Regions from separate parts of the Mus musculus genome. Here regions 1, 2 and 3 are each linked to region 4. Evidence: chromatin loops called from intact Hi-C (ENCODE). Cell type or tissue: heart. All regions are shown on one strand.

Region 1 (4,000 bases), 85 kb after region 4:
CCATGGTAGCTATAGTAATATATTTACCATTCTTCATCCACGCAGAAATGGCCCTAATTGCTCTTGAAACATCAGGCAGTTTTAAGTCCTGCACATGCTATTTTGTCTCCTGTTGTACACGGCTGCAATCAAGCTTAGTTTATAAGCCAGACAAAGATCAAGGGTTACCAATAACATCTAATGGCAGAACAATCTTAATAAATAGATTGCCACTAAAAAATTTCTGTGGAATTTTGTTCTCTCTGGGATTTTCCTTCACTGTTTTCTGTGTACTGTGGATTTTACATAACTTATACCAAGGCAGGTAAAACCTTAGAGAGGGGAGCAAGCATCACTGTATGAAATAATGACTTCCACCTCATAAGCAGAAGCTGCAGCACCAGTCAGGCAAGCCTCTCGAGCCCCTGGGTGGCCGCCTACCTACTTTCTTTACCCTGAGATCTCACAACCTCTTGGCACACCATTTCACACCACACGTGCCTATTCCCACTTCCCACTGGACTGTAAGCATCATGAGGGTGAAGCTTTGGTAGATGCTGTTTCCTGCTGTGTTCCTAATATCCAGGGCAGGGCCTGGCACCCAGAACTAGCAACGGACACAGAGTGACTGTCACAGAGGCTTTAATACCAGTCTGAGACATACTGGCCTCGTGACTTTGTAATAAATCACTGCCTTCTCAAATCTTCATTTTTTCTCTCCAGAACAGGCACAAGAGGGCTGTCAGCAGGACTAACTTGGGTGGAAGTACACACTTACTGTCCAGCGCTGCAGACACATAACAGGTTCATGTCATTTAGTGGCAACACTTGAAAATATTACAAACCACTTAAAACTGCTTATTTTGAACTTTGGGATCGTCTCCTCTGTAGGCATCATAGGAAATGAAAGTGCTCCCTCAAGAAAACGAGCCGTGTCCAGCCTCTGAGGACCTGGCCTTGTGGTATGAAAGGAGGAAGTGGGGAGACTGCCCACTGCATGATGTCTCAAAGCTGGTGAGAACTGAGGTGACCCAAAGATTCCAGAGATCTGTCAATGGTCCAAATTAACATCCTTGGGGTTTTCCTCGTGTGCTGTAATCGAGTGTGGAGGCACATTGGGAGATCGTATTGAAGGAGACTGATTTCTGATAACAGCACCAGTCTAAGAGAAAGTGCACCAGCCCGTAAGCAATCAAAGGGAAGGGAAAAAAACAGAAAAGATTATTCAAGGATTCTCCTCATGGCTCATGTGGGACACTTGTCTGGAGTTTTCTTGTTTGTTTTGTTTTTTAACTTTTTTTTTTTTCACAAATTCCATAGACCAAAAATCTTTCCTCTGTAAATTTCCTCTCTTCAGTACAAAACTCATGTTTACAGAGACCAGGTCAGGGTGTCAATGGGCCACTGCAGGAACACAAAAGCTGATCAGTCCTACTGCCAAGGCCAAAATATGCAACAGATCAAGCTACTCAAACCAGTCACACTTGTCACTGTCCTAAGCACGTATGCCAGGACCCACTTAGGAAGATGTGTGTCACATCCCCTCTACAGGCTCACCAGACTCCAGCGTCAAAGGTGTCTAGCCTCACCAGGTCCCTGTCCCCAGGGAAACAAAGTAGTCACATCTCTAAGACAGGCTCAGAACTTACAAATTGGGTTTCAAGGAAGTCAACACCCTAGTTGTTCTGGAGTGATTTTGAAGTGACAGCTTTTTTTTTTTTTTTTTTTTTTTTAATGGCAGGAACCAAGAGGTGAGCGCCACCTGGTGGAGAGGCTATTTCTCAGTGGCAGTAGGGCACCACCCCCCCAACATCCCTTCTCACTTACTTGGATCCAAGCAACACATTGTGAAAGAATAATTCTCAACATTCTTTTGGAGCTTAAACAACAACAAAAATTTAAGAGCCCAATGTCACACTATTTATTTACAAAATAACACATTCATTTTTGATTGTATGTTTCTCTCTACCTTGGCACTGGAGATGCTGAAATGAGCAGTCTTGCTTATGCTTTGAAGTCCTGAGTCGTAAGGAGTCAGAGACAGATATGAAGCTGAGTAAGTATTGTGATTTCAAACACGCAGCAACAAGAACAAAAATGTTGGAGGTTTAGAGAGAAGGTCTGGGTTCTATAGAACAACAATTGCCACCATGTATGAAAGTCTCCAGAGCCTCTGAGACCAAATGTCCAACCCCCTCAAAGCCTCCCCAGGCTCCCAATGAGTTCCAGCTAGAGCCACACAGTGGCCGCGTTGACAAAGCCAGTTCTGGAAGGGCCCTCTGCTCTCCTTGGCTGGGCTGGCTTGGGTGTGGACACATGGCTTTTCCTCTTACTTCATCTGAGACAGATTGGAATTTTCCAATAGGAATGTTTACAGGGCAACTCAGGGAACAACAAGAGCACAAAATGAAACACAAAATTATATAAGAACCTGCTTGATGAACAAAGGTGACAGAAACTCCAGCACAGATTTGCTAGACAGGAAGAAGCTGGTGTGTGCATCTAGGTCAGGTCACAGATGAGTCTACGTGGGGTAGATTAGAGAGCCCCGCAGACCATCCTTCAAACTCTTTCCTGGATTCTGTCCTGGGATGAGCTCATAAACTCCATGTTCCTCGCTTACATGGTCGGTCTTCCTGCCTGGCCCTGAAACCAGAATCTCGGATGGTTTCGTTGTTGTGTATAAGGATAATGGATGTTCTGTACTACATCTGAAAGTAAGGACTTTGGTAGAATCTGTCTTCTGACTTACTGTTTCAATGTTATCTTAAGAAGAGAAAGAATAAAATACCTCTCCTTTAAGGCAGTGTTATTTGGGTCTAAGATAGGTAGTCTGGCCAATGGAGACCATGAGGAGGCAGTGCTGAATTCCAGAAGTTAACTCTCAGGAATGTAGCCACCCAGTGAAGATGCCGAGCAGTGCTGTGGCAACTCTGCCTGCAGTGCTGGGTGCGAGTGTCAGCAAGCTATAAGCAGGTGTCCTCAGGGTACTTTGGGAACTGGGTTTTTGAATCCCTGCTCTGCCTCATTAGCCGCACTTTCCTTGGGCAAGGTTCCGTCTAGGAGAGGATTTGAGCCAGGCATCTTGTGGCAGCTTCTAACAACAGAGACTTCTTTCTCTTGCTTCTGGAGAGTGGAGAAGAGCAGCAGAGATGACCAGCACTGCTGGCTTCTCACTGTATCTTTGCATATGAAAAAAAGGTCTGTAGAACCCTTTGGGGCCTCACCCTTAAGACCTGTGTACTCCTTAAGGCCTCATCTCCTAGCCACTACCTTAATGGCTTCAGTTAAATATTAAATGGAGGCATCCTTACCCATGAAATGACACAGACCACACAGATTGTAATATAAGATATAAGATGGGTTGATTACAGTGCCTGGCAACATAAGTAAGTTCACAATAATTGGTGGTAAGTTTCGCTGCTGTTACTTCCCTGTACCTAATACACAGGCAGTGGACTTTGAGGGAGACATTGTGCTTTACCCTGAAGCAGACCTGGGGAAGGGTAAATTATAGAGGCCAAGTGTTACCACATTCTCCAGAAGTCTATGGATTGACAAAATCCTTTTAAACTACTTTTCTTGCAGTGAAATAGAAAAGCAAACAAACAAAAAACAAACAAACAAACAAAAAGCCTCAAAATCATAGCGACTCAGCTCAGGAAGTCGCCACAATGTGCACACAACTTGGAATTAGAGGTAAGGCTGTGGGACCACAACCCTGCTGGAGCCCCTCTCAATCCTTAGTCTACAGGCATTTCTGGAAGGAAGTAGCCGTCTCTCTGTTTCCTCTTCCTGTCCCACCAAGGCCCTCTGTGCTGCCTGACGTCACTCATGGCTATAATTTTTAATATCTTTAGTTCATGTTTCTTAGGCTATTAGGATATTATGACAGAAATGACCGAGGTACCTTTACCAGGATCCCAAAGCCAAGGCCTCAGCTGCCCTGGAAGAGACCTCTTCCTGAACGTCCTGTCATAGCATGTAATTGACAGAGCTGTGACACACCGTCACCAAAGGT
Region 2 (4,000 bases), 76 kb after region 4:
AGTGGCATTGATAGCACATACAACTAAGTCGGGAGTCGCCCTTTCTGGTGGCACTTGCCATCACAAAATTCCATAGTCATATCCCACCTCATCCCACACCCTTTTAAAAGCAAAAACTAAGCTCTATTCTTTCCTTTTCTGGATCATTGGTGGCAGTTCTCAACTTCCCGTTGTCACTGGAACGGTATTGTCCTCCGGAAGTCTTTCTGAAGTCGGAAATCTCTATCAAGTAGAGCTTTGGGTTCTTACTGAGGTAGACAGCCCTGTGTGTTTAGGTTTGTCTCAATAAGTATACCATAAACACACTTTCACATCATGTTCCCCTCAGGACTTCAACACATTGATCTGGGTGTCTTGTCCTCTGAAGATGGACACTGCTTCCTCAGACATAGACTACTTGGGATAAAGCCCCTTTGTCTTGCATTCTAGACAAGATCATCCTTCCCCTACAAAGGGCCTGCCTGGCCAACATTTTGTACAGTACCTTCCAGAGGCTACTTAGCAATGATTTCTGTGCAGTGCACTCTGGAGTGTTCCAGGATGTCTGCAGTGTCAGCCCTTCCCAGCTGTTTTCCTCGCACAAGTCAAAGCCAGCCATCTTTATGCATCCCATAGGATCCAGCATCTCCCTGTCAAGTCTTAGGTCATTTAGTCTGGCAGGACAAATGCTACCTGCTCTGGTCGTGTGAAAACCAGCACGAGTCTTCTCCAACCGCCCACTTGTTGGATGTGGTAGACGAGGTCACTCCGTTTGCAGACTCCATCACTATGTATTGGTTGGTCTTCAAGGAGAACAGGAAGCAGACAGGGCTCATATTTCCCTTTTTAAAAAAAATGTAACTATAGTTCCCCACCAAGATATAATATTTTAAAGCAGTTAATGCATATCCTAACTTCTCTGGGATACACGCACAAAGCTTTTATGTATTCTTCCATAAAATATCATGCCATCTTATGTCTCAGAATAGACTTCAGAATTACAAGTTTAATATGGTCATAATATTCCATGCTCTTGATGTATCTTCCCTTACTAAACCACTTCCTTGTTGTTGGACATCTGGTTCGAATACATCTAAGTTTCAACAGATACGACTTCTGAGACAGTAGGATATTGTCAATGACTGGCTTCTGGAAGTGATTTTGACCTCAAAGTGCATGTATTTATGACTCTGTAGTAAATATGCTCCAAAGAAAGACGGCTCCTGAATTCGATGGTACAGGATGTGACACACACAAACAGAATTTCGGGCAAATCAGGGGGATGCGTGAAGTCCAACAGAACGTTATATATTAAGGAGTGGTGAGGATAAAATGGCTGAACAAGCACAGAATCACAAACCTCAGCCAGATTCATTGCTACAGTTTGAGTACGAAACCACACACCCGCACACGTGCACACATGCATGTGTACATGTACACACACAGCTTTATGTGCTTACTTTCCCCCAATTGATGGCTGTTCTTGAGGAGGTTCTAGAAACTTCAGGAGCTGGAGTGAGCTAGAAGGAGCGGGTCACTGGATACCTGGAAACATATTACCCCTGGCTATTTACTGTGACTTGCTGTTTCCTGGCAGTCATGGACTGAATAATAACTCTCTTCTTCTACCTGCTCCCAGTGACACACGTTTTACCTGAGCAGCCGAGACCAAAGGACCATGAGCCGAGTCCTTTAAAACTGTGAGTCAGAATGAGACTTCCTTCTCTTAAGTCGCTTTGGTCAGGCATCCTGTCACAGGAACAGCATGACTAAGGCATACATCCGATGCTGTTATCTTAATCACATTACAACTGGTGTGGACCGGTCATACTGTGGGAGATTAAGACTCTGCTGAGTCCGTGTCTAGTCTTTAAATGTCAGTAGAGTACCACACCCTCCACACCCTATAGCTTCTGTCTCAAAGCTCCCTTCTCAGTGTGTCTCTAGGAATATGGCAAGTCTGCATTTCCAGGTGTGAGCAGTGATTTCAAGTTGGGGACGGGAGGGACAGAATAGAAAGTGCTGTGAGAAGCACCTACTCCACTTACAGAGAAACAGGGGACTCAGTGTGAAGTACATGAAGATGCCTTGCAGAAGAGCAAAATGAGGAAAAACTGATGCTGTGATTGGTATATATATATATATATATATATATATATATATATATATATACACATATACATATATATGTGCATGTGTGTAGATAGATAGATAGATAGATAGATAGATAGATAGATAGATAGATAGAAGGAAATTAATGGCTACAAAGTGCTGTGGACTGTGGAAGTTTGGGCAGGTTCTTCCTCCCAGCCCCATGCTCCCAGAAATAAGACTCAGACTCAAAATATATTTACAAATACCTTGACCATATAGCTAGGCTCTTCTCTGACTAGGCCATAACTTAATATAACCCATTTATCCTCATCTACATTCTGCCATGTGGCTCAGGTACCATGCATCCATCTCATCACATCTTCCCCAGGATAAAATCCCCCATGCCTTGTTCTATCCCAGAATTCTTTTTTGCCTCCTGGATGTCTCACCTCCTGTTCTACCCTTTCCTTAAAAGCCATAGTAGTTTTAATTGACAAGTGATACACCCATATAATATACAAGATATTCTGTCTACCGCAGATGCCTCTGTTAGATGCTCTCTGAAGAGTCTGATTGCATCTTAAGTCTTCAGGGGTGAAGTTTCTCATTCCCCCTACACTATTCTTAGCTAAGCAGTGAGGCAAACCCCATCTCATGGGGTGTTCTGAGTCAGTAGTAGATGTGACCACTAGTGGCACATCACATCTACAGATGTGACTCTGTATAAATGAATGCTGTCTCATTGTCCTTCCTCCTTTGCTAACCCTACTGTGGCTTGCAGTACACCTTGAAAATTACCTAGACTTTCACCCAGCGGGATTTCATCCATTAAAAAATGTACCACCCAAAACAGCACCTTTATTCTGAGACAAGCACCAGTTGACTCAAGTTCCAGTGCTGAGCAATGTCACCACAGTGTCCCAGTGCTGAGCAATGTCACCACAGCGTCATCCCGCATCCCTCGAGTGTGTCTCAAGTGTCTCTCTATAATAAAAATGTTTTCTTGTTCCTTGGGGTTTTATCTACTTTGTTTAAATGACACATTCAACAAATACACTAAAGGAACGATCAAATTCTGTCATCCCCTAATCAGCCTTGGAGTGGGAGAGATGGCTTAGCTCTTGTAGATGACCTGAGCTTGTTCATCCATATCAGGCAGTTCACAATTGCCTGTAGCCCCATCTCCAGGGAAATCTGATGCCTCTAGCCTCCTTGAGCACCAGCATTCAGATGCATATAACCAAACACACACACACACAATCACACAATTTTTAAAAAATAATAAAAAGAAATATTTGAAATTATTCAGTGCCCCATAGTTAGGCGTGTATCAGCAGTTACCTTAACAATCAGTCAACACTGTGAGGTTCCTAAGAGATTAGTTTTACCTTTCTCGGAGTCAAGCTCAAGATGTTTTAAGAGAATAAATAAACCGTTACATTTTTCTTATTAGTGCCACTGTTACTCAGTTTTCCATCAGTGGAGTGAAGTGCCTTCGATAATTAACTTATGAGAGAGTGAGCTTATCTTGTGTTCACAGGCCTCCCTCCTCAGTTCACTGTTTCTTCACAGGCAAATTCACCAACCTTCAGACTGAAAACACATTTTTAAAAAAAAATGTGTCTGTCTTGAGCATGTATAGACTGGTTTTCTTGCATTTATCCCCCTCAACAACACAGTATAACGACTGCTTGTTTATTGTACTGTACCATATCAAGTCTGATGATGACTTCAGATATGCGGGAGGTGTGTACGGAGTCTGTGCAAATGCTACCCTAGACAGACTTGGTGGCACACACTTGTTCTTCAGCACAGAGGAGGCTGAGGCGGGAAGAATATTAATTTGAAGGCAATCTGAGCTATAGAGTGAACCTTGTTTCAAAAACCAAAACAAAAGCAAAGCAACAAAGCAAAACACCAAAATAAT
Region 3 (4,000 bases), 150 kb after region 4:
CCAAATTAATAAAGAACAGACAAAAAAAGAGCAATAAATAGGCGAAAAGTATGAATGGTCATTGCAAGACGAGAATAAACATATGGAGAAAATCTAATCCTTGCTAGTGTCAAAAAAAGTCAGCAGAGACAAAATCAGATAATTTTTTGACCCTCTTTGAAATGAAAATATCTCTCCTGATCATTGCTCATTTGTGTTTGTTAAGCTTTCTTATTGATTCCTCTTTTTTTTTTTTTGAGACAGGGTTTCTCTGTGTAGCTCTGGCTGTCATGGAACTCACTCTGCAGACCAGGCCAGCCTCGAACTCAGAAATCTGCCTGCCTCTGCCTCCTGAGTGCTGGGATTAAAGGCGTGTGCCACCACTGCCTGGCTCTCTTATTGATCCCTTTGCCTGAATAGCTTTATTGACCAGATTGGTCATATGGTACAGTGGTGCTGATCACAGAATCTCTTATCCTTTCCAGGAGAGTTTACATTGGTACCAACACTTCTGCAAAATATTTAGAACTATCTATGCATACTTATGGAAGATAAGAGATTATTTAAATGCTTATTAGAGGAAGAATGAAAAATAAATTCTGGCAAATTCACAGAATAGCACGGTATCCAAAGATTCACACCGTCTTGAAAGATTATATATAGAATGATTCGTCTTAAAAAGAACTAAAATAAAAAAGATTTAAAACAATAATATTTTTAGGAAACAGAGATGAAAAATTCATTCTTTGAGTCAAAGGAATAATGGTAGAAAAGAAAAAGAGAGAAAGAAAGAAAGAAAGAAAGAAAGAGAAGGAAGGAAGGAAGGAAGGAAGAAAGAAAGAAAGAAAGAAAGAAAGAAAGAAAGAAAGAAAGGAAGGAAGGAGGCATGAAGCCTGTGTTAAGTTCCAAAGACTGAAGAGAGGTTGGGCCTGTTGAATGGGGGAGCAGTTTCAGGGATCCTCAACCAGCATCATTAAATATGTGAAAGGCAAGCACAGGCCTGCATGGATTGTTAATATGAGGGTGTCAACAAAGGCCCATGTGGATTGTTGATAAGAATTTGTCCCAACCCTAAGGTTATGGATCTCTACCTCTGTGTATAACTTGAAGTATGTCTTTAAAAAGCTCAAATCACAGCTAATAACAATCTCAGATTAAATTTTTCTTAAAATACAGGTTAATTAAAAGGAAAAGATTTAAAAAAAAGAAATCTGGCCATATTAAGCATCTACTTTTCAAGTTGGAGAAAATAAGATACTGATTAATTACCACTCTTTGTGTCAAAATACTCAGCGAGTAAAAATACAGCCATGGCAGATTCAAAAAGAGAATCTTGTCAATAGAGCTATACAGGCAAAGGTAACAGTAAGAAAACTTAACAAAGGCAAATTAGCAACCATCAACAGAGATGCCAATTACCACTACCAATTTGTGAGGATTAAAAGAAAGTGAAACAAATTCAGACATAGTGGTGAATGCTTTTACTCCCAGCATTTGGGAGACAGAGGCAAGAGGATCTCTATGAGTCTGAGGCTAGCCAAAACTACATAGTGAGATTCTGTCTTGAAAAAAAACCAAAAACAACCAACCCCCCCCCAAAAGAGGTGAAAAACCCTTCAATATTATTATTTTACTTATTCATTTAAATGAATTGAGATGCCATTTGAGAAAGTAATATTAATAATATATTCACATGTATTTATTTAATTAGCTTTAGGATGAACATAAACAAATTAGTCAGTATATAAATGTACATGACTTTGTTAAAAAAAAAATACAAGAATACAAGTTGCCACAGAGTAATGGCCTATTCTATGCTTTACCAGCTTCCAAGTAGAGACTTCTTAAAGTAAAAAGTCTCTATCCAAGAATGACAGGCTCAGAAGACACAAGTCATCTTTCCACAGCCTTCTGCCTTTAAAGCAAACTTCCAGAACTCAAACACTTACTGCTGATTCAAGATCAAACATTTAACCAACAGGCTCTCAGATAGTTCAGTCCTCAGGGAATAATAAAACCCACATTAGACCATATAGGGCAACCTAGGAATGAAGGAAACTGTAACTGTGTACCATCTCTCCCCCTTCTTTTGAATATTTCCAATTTTACAAGATAGGCCAATGGGTGCTGAGATTACGAGATAACATCACACTGGTCCTTTACTGCCCTCTGCTGGAAGATGTATGTAGATACACCAAAGCTCCAGTAATTGCCAGCAATTGCAAGCTCAGTTGCCATAGACAACGTACTCTAACTGTTCTTAGCTTTACATGTAGATGTTTTAGAACAATGCACTTAAGAGATATGAGGGTTACAACGAGCGTTTGTAGAACTGAGCTGCAAACCTTACTGATATTTGATATTTACTTAAATGAGTAATCGCTCTACAAAATAATCTTTGCAGGGGGCTGGTGACGTGGGTCAGCAGTTAAGAGCATTTGCTGCTTTTGCAGAGGACCCAGGTCGGGTTCCTAGCACACCCATGGCAGTTCACAACCATCTACAGCCCCATTTCTGGGGTCTCCAACACCCTCTTCTGGTCTTCATCAGTATTCAATAAGCATAGCACACAGGCATACATGCAAGTAAACACTCATGTGCATAAAGTAGAAATTAAAAAAAATCTTTGTAGCACATAGATTTATACCTATCACATTATTATATATTATATTAAATTACATTATCTAGCCAATTTATACACAGAAAGGTAGAAATTGATAATAGTATCTAAAACTGCAGCTCAATCGTTTGTTTTGCCTTTTTTGTTGTTTTTGTTTTGTTTTGTTTTGTTTTGTTTTTGAGACAGGGTTTCTCTGTATGGCCCTGGCTGTCCTGGAACTCACTTTGTAGACCAGGCTGGCCTCAAACTCAGAAATCTGCCTGCCTCTGCCTCTGCCTCCCAAGTGCTGGGATTAAAGGCGTGCACCACCACCGCCAGGCTGTTTTGCCTTTTTGAAGTCGAAATGGAACAAATAGTTAAAGTGAATGTTTGAGGGATTTCCTAGTTAGTCTGTTGGCTGTGCCCATAATCTCTCTTAGGGAAGGCCAAGTAACCTGATGTTTGGAATGAGCAGGTCTAATCAGTTCTCAACAAAATTTATGAAGAATAGCAGGTATGTACCACAAGTTAAAAACAAAAACAAAAACCTTCCTGAGATAAGATAAACACAAAAAAGACTTCTTGGATGCTGAGTCTGTTGCCTCAACTGATGTCAGTACCTACATGCCGGCTTCTCTCTCTCTCTCTCTCTCTCTCTTTCTTCAGTTTCATCATGCTGTTTGATCTAGCATGTTGCCTAGAAAGGCTTGTGTAAACACTTTTCCAGCATGTCTCCTAGAGACCATTTTACTCACTGCTCTGTTTGGCCGCTAGCCTCTTGCCTCTCTCTTCAACAATGGTGAGGCGGATTCCTTTTCCTCAGGGAAGGGAGATCCATGGTTTGTTGCCCTTGCCAATAACAAAAATGTTGGAAGGACAAGTGGCAAAGCTGTTGCCATTGGCATCTTTCACATGAACCACAAAAAGAGCTGGGATGTCTCTCTTTGTTGGTGATTACACCAATTCTTCCCAATTTAGCACCTCCAGTCACCATACACAGGTTCCCCGTGTCGAACTTGATGAAGTCAGTTACTTTGCCTGTCTCCAAATCAATCTGAATGGTGTCGTTCACCTTGATGAGGGGATCAGGGTACCGAATAGTACGAGCATCATGGGTCACCAGTTTGAGATTCCTTTTGTGCCCACAAAGATCTTTCTCACTTTGCACAACTTGTACTTGGCCTCCTTGGGTGTAATATGATGAACAGCAAAGCGGCCCTTGGTGTCATAGATCAGACGGAAGTTCTCTCTGGTCTTGTCAATGCTGATGACATCCATAAAACCAGCAGGGTAGGTTATATCGGTCCTGACTTTCCAATCAATCTTAATGAATAGCTGCATGCAAATCTTTTTTTACTTCATCTCCAGTCAGGGCATACATACTCTGTTCCTTAGGAAAATGATGAGAGGCAGGCATTCCCT
Region 4 (4,000 bases):
TTAACCTTGTAGTTCTGTAAAGTACTGATGGTAAATCTCTGGACAATAACCTTGTCCCTCATGGCTCTTCTAGGTGGCCCACTTGCTCCATAGTGCTCTATGCCACCTGTAGTAAACACAAGCTCTCCTTTCCTTTGTGGAACCTCTTGCTCTACAGTATCTGACTTAGAGACTGAACTTCCCTAGGGGTTCAGCAGTCTCCACCTTAGCTAAGGTGGCAAAGTGACTTAGGCAGGAATAGCTCTTCAATCTCCATTCCTTTTCAGTTGCCTTGAGACATGCCTGACTAAGAGTTTCATCCCTTGACTTTGCCAGCCCTAGGAATCTATCCCTTCATCAGGGATTCAGGACAGTGACTGGAATATATTACAGTTTTACAACAGATGATAACAAAGGTAAATATAACACTGATTATACACCCATTGCTGTTGTAAGTACTTTATATACATAAATTCACATGCTATGATTTGGATGGGAATTTTGCCCAAAGATTCATATGTCCTCAATATTGTGATTCTGGAATGTGATAGGACCCTAAAGAGGTGAAGAGTTGCTTAGAGCAAGGTAATTAGGTCACCGAGAGCTCTGCTTGTAGAGAGGATTAACACAGTTCTAATGAGACCCCAGTTAGTTCTCTTGAGAATGGGTTTTATGAAACAACAAATTGGCCGTTCCTTGGTTTCTGGGTTCCATTCTTACCATGTGATCTTTCCTTCTTTCAAATGACCTGTTATACATCATGGCCACGGGGACTGTCACCACAGGTAAGCAAATGCCAATACCATGCTCTTGAACCTCCAAAGCCATTAACACAATAGACTTATTTTATGTGTTGTCTAATCTCAAGTATTTACAACAACATAAGCAGATTAATATCCTATAAAAATATTCTAATAGACTCATAAGATACCTGTCTCAGCACCATCATTATTGGTTGAGGAAACAGACAGATTTCAACTAGAGCCCTACTTGACACAGCTAATGATTAAGTAGAAAAAGACTATAGTAAACAGACAGACTGGATTCACTTTGCATTTTGTTGGTTTTTTTTTTTCTGAAATTTTAACTTCCATTTATATCATTTTACAGGAAGAAAAAATATCTTTGCTAATTGCTAACAATTACTTCTTACTAAAGAACAAAAACCAACCCCAGACATCTGTCTTTATACTTTAATGATGGTGATTGGGACTCCATGAAACTTTAGTCAGGAAGAAACGTTCTTCTATCCTTCACATCCCTCACCCAGCCATCACTTCCTCCCTCACATCCTTCCTCTCTCTCCCGCCTCAACAACCAGACGCAATCCCATAAGAAAGTTCTTGGATTTCTTTCTTCCTAGACAGAGCTTTTGGAAGGCACATCTCTCTTAGTGGAAGAAAGCTCTATAAAGAAGATCCCTGCAGTGTGCCAAATGGTGAAATAAGAATTACTCAATTTTTATATAACAATAAATCAGAGCCAGCAGCACTTCCTAGGGAGTTATTAGTAATAGGAAATGAATGTTCCAAAAGCCAAGCTGATGGCAGGATGCCAAAAGGGTGTGGATGCAAGAGAACTGACTGAAAATGCCTTCACAAGTGGGGCCTTGGAGTCCCCAGTCAGAATGACAGACGTGGTGAGGTCACTGCACACGAATGAGTAAATTCACAGCTACTGCAGGTCGGGTCATAGTGATGTCATCTTCCTGTGTTAGAAAGCATGCTCTGTAGCCTGGTAAAGAAGAGTAATCCACCTATAATTCCAAACTTGGGAGCCTGAGGCAGGAGGATGGCAAATACCAGGCCATCCTGGGCCACGTCTCAAGACCCTGACATAGAACAAGCAAATGAAAGAGCATGACCACTTTCTACAATGAAATTATGAGAATGGGCCATTGCTTTCTGCTCTTGGGACCTGGTATTTATGACAAGGAAGGCTCAGACTGTCTTTGGGAACTTTTAAGCTAAGATGCCGAGTTAGAAGTGTTTTCCAATAAGCAAAGACCCAGAACAGGGCCACAGAAGAACACTTTTTAGAAGTGTTTGGGGAATGAATTATTTGCGTATTGTGGCTACAGAGTCAAAACATAGCTCTAGAGGAAGAATGTCATGAACAAACAACTGACTCACTTCAAGGCTGGCTATGCAAGGGCCAGCTCTGAAGGAAGTACAGCTCCTGGGACAGGCGAGGGAGGGCTGGGCAGTGTGGTGCTGAACTACAGTGTGTTTCAGTACATGTATACACACATGTGCCTCGTGAGGGTGCTTGTGTTGAACATGTCCTCAGGTTCTAGGGACACTTGTGGACCCATAGTGGACATCAGATGATTTCTCCAGATCTGAACTCCCAGGGCCTCCAGAGGCACCCAAGAGGATATAGCTATAGAGGACTAAGAAGGGACTAAGCTATCTAGCTGACCTTGCCTCTGTGGTCATGGCAGAGAGAAATATAGTCTATTCTTGGTGTGGACAATTTCTAAATCTGTGGATTTAGCTAATGACAGATGGGAAATATAGTAAACTCTCCATGGCATTATAAAGGATTTAGACATGATTAGTGTATATGAAAGGCTATACATAGGTTAGATGTAGATCTTATACCATTCTACATAGGGAACTTGAGCATCTGTGGAGTTGTAGCTGGGGGATTGTAGACCTGTGTTTCTGTGGATACCATAGGATGACTGTAGACACCATCAATCCAGGAAGAGAAAGTAGGAACTGTTGTACTAATGATTTAATCTCAACTCAGGGTTTCTACCCAGTCTTAGATCATTCAGTTTCCAGATAAAAGACACACAACTCTTCTATTCATAATAAGCCTTAATCAGCAGTACAGCTGGGTAGGTATCTACCCTCTAGGCTATCAGAATCTACTTCCTCATCAACAACACACTATGTTCCATCTAGGGTGTTCTTAACTCCAATTGGCCAGCCCTCGGGGCCGTGTTTTCATGACTCACTTACCCCATGCCAATTTCTCCTCTCGTCGCCTTCTTCCTTCTCCTCCTGGTCTCTCCTCTCTCCTGTTGCTTCTTCACTCGCAACAGGTAATTTAAAACCCACCTACGTCTAAGTAATCCCTCCAGTAACTGGCTGTAGCCAATTTTATTTAACCAATAGTTTTAAACAGGGTTTGCACAGCAAATGCTTATAAATGTGAGAATTCATTCCTGGCCTGGGCTTTCTGGTACAAAATTTAGCATTACAATACAGAGCAACAGACTAAGCTTCAATAAGAACAACACATGTAGCGTGGAACCTGGCAAGTAAGAACACACATTTGTATTTTCTTAGACTTAGATGGAAGGACTTGTAAGCTGATAAAAATCCCTACCATGTGACTGTATTATTAAGAAATCTTAGTTACAATAGATAAATGGGAAGAGGTCTGCTTCACTCAGTATCCATAGCACAAGGGGATGGTTGAAGCATCTGACAAATGCTGAAACAGCTTAGGGAGTCCAGGACTTAAACAAATTCACACCAATTGTGGCAGGACTCGAACCCAGAACTCTCTAGAGATTCTCTATCTCATACCCTTTTCAGAGGAAATGTTATTTATTACAAGGCCCACTTGTCTGGAGTGGAGATAAATAAGACCCAGATTCTCCCATATCATTTAGTGATTGCCAGAAACCAGATGTTTAATAATAGGGGAGGAGGGAATATACCTGGTCCTGTTGAATAAATGCAATCAGTTTTATGGTGGCATCCACCAAGCTGGGGGCCAGAGAGACAGTTAAGAGGTTCATAGTCTTTACTGCTTTTGTCAGGACCTGAGGTTCAGTTCCCAACAGCCACATCAGGCAGTTGATAACCTATTTCTCCAGTTCTGGGGGATCTGTTGCCCTCTTCTGGTTTCCTTGAACTCCTGCACATCTATGGTACACATAAACTCATTCAAGCCAATACACACACATACACACAGGTGCTCGCGTGCACACACCCCTGTTATATGTCTGACCCCTCCCACTTGCTGACTTCACCTGCCCCATGGCTTGTCTAAGCTCACAGGA

Evidence for each region. A loop is a pair of places that touch in the nucleus more often than their neighbours do. Peaks named below come from ENCODE experiments on the same cell type or tissue, not always from the same donor. Only the 100,000 strongest peaks of a DNase experiment are listed, where the experiment ranks them.
Region 1: it touches region 4 in a loop (2.2-fold over the local background); 3 of 42 quality-filtered maps call a loop at or near these places.
Region 2: it touches region 4 in a loop (4-fold over the local background); 3 of 42 quality-filtered maps call a loop at or near these places.
Region 3: it touches region 4 in a loop (2.5-fold over the local background); 4 of 42 quality-filtered maps call a loop at or near these places.

The regions. Positions count from the first base shown.
Region 1 is chr13:34,792,320-34,796,319 of GRCm38, forward strand. No RefSeq gene overlaps it. Among named protein-coding and RNA genes, the nearest start is that of Fam50b, 59 kb to the left of the region's middle. In heart, CTCF peaks have their summits at 1,751 (motif pointing left) and 1,958; DNase peaks (open chromatin) are centred at 932, 1,602 and 2,262.
Region 2 is chr13:34,783,238-34,787,237 of GRCm38, forward strand. No RefSeq gene overlaps it. Among named protein-coding and RNA genes, the nearest start is that of Fam50b, 50 kb to the left of the region's middle. In heart, no CTCF peak of the experiment used is centred here; a DNase peak (open chromatin) is centred at 1,724.
Region 3 is chr13:34,862,470-34,866,469 of GRCm38, forward strand. It overlaps the pseudogene Gm8231. Among named protein-coding and RNA genes, the nearest start is that of Gm36839, 11 kb to the right of the region's middle. In heart, a CTCF peak has its summit at 2,151 (motif pointing left); a DNase peak (open chromatin) is centred at 2,152.
Region 4 is chr13:34,707,618-34,711,617 of GRCm38, forward strand. No RefSeq gene overlaps it. Among named protein-coding and RNA genes, the nearest start is that of Fam50b, 25 kb to the right of the region's middle. In heart, no CTCF peak of the experiment used is centred here; a DNase peak (open chromatin) is centred at 1,574.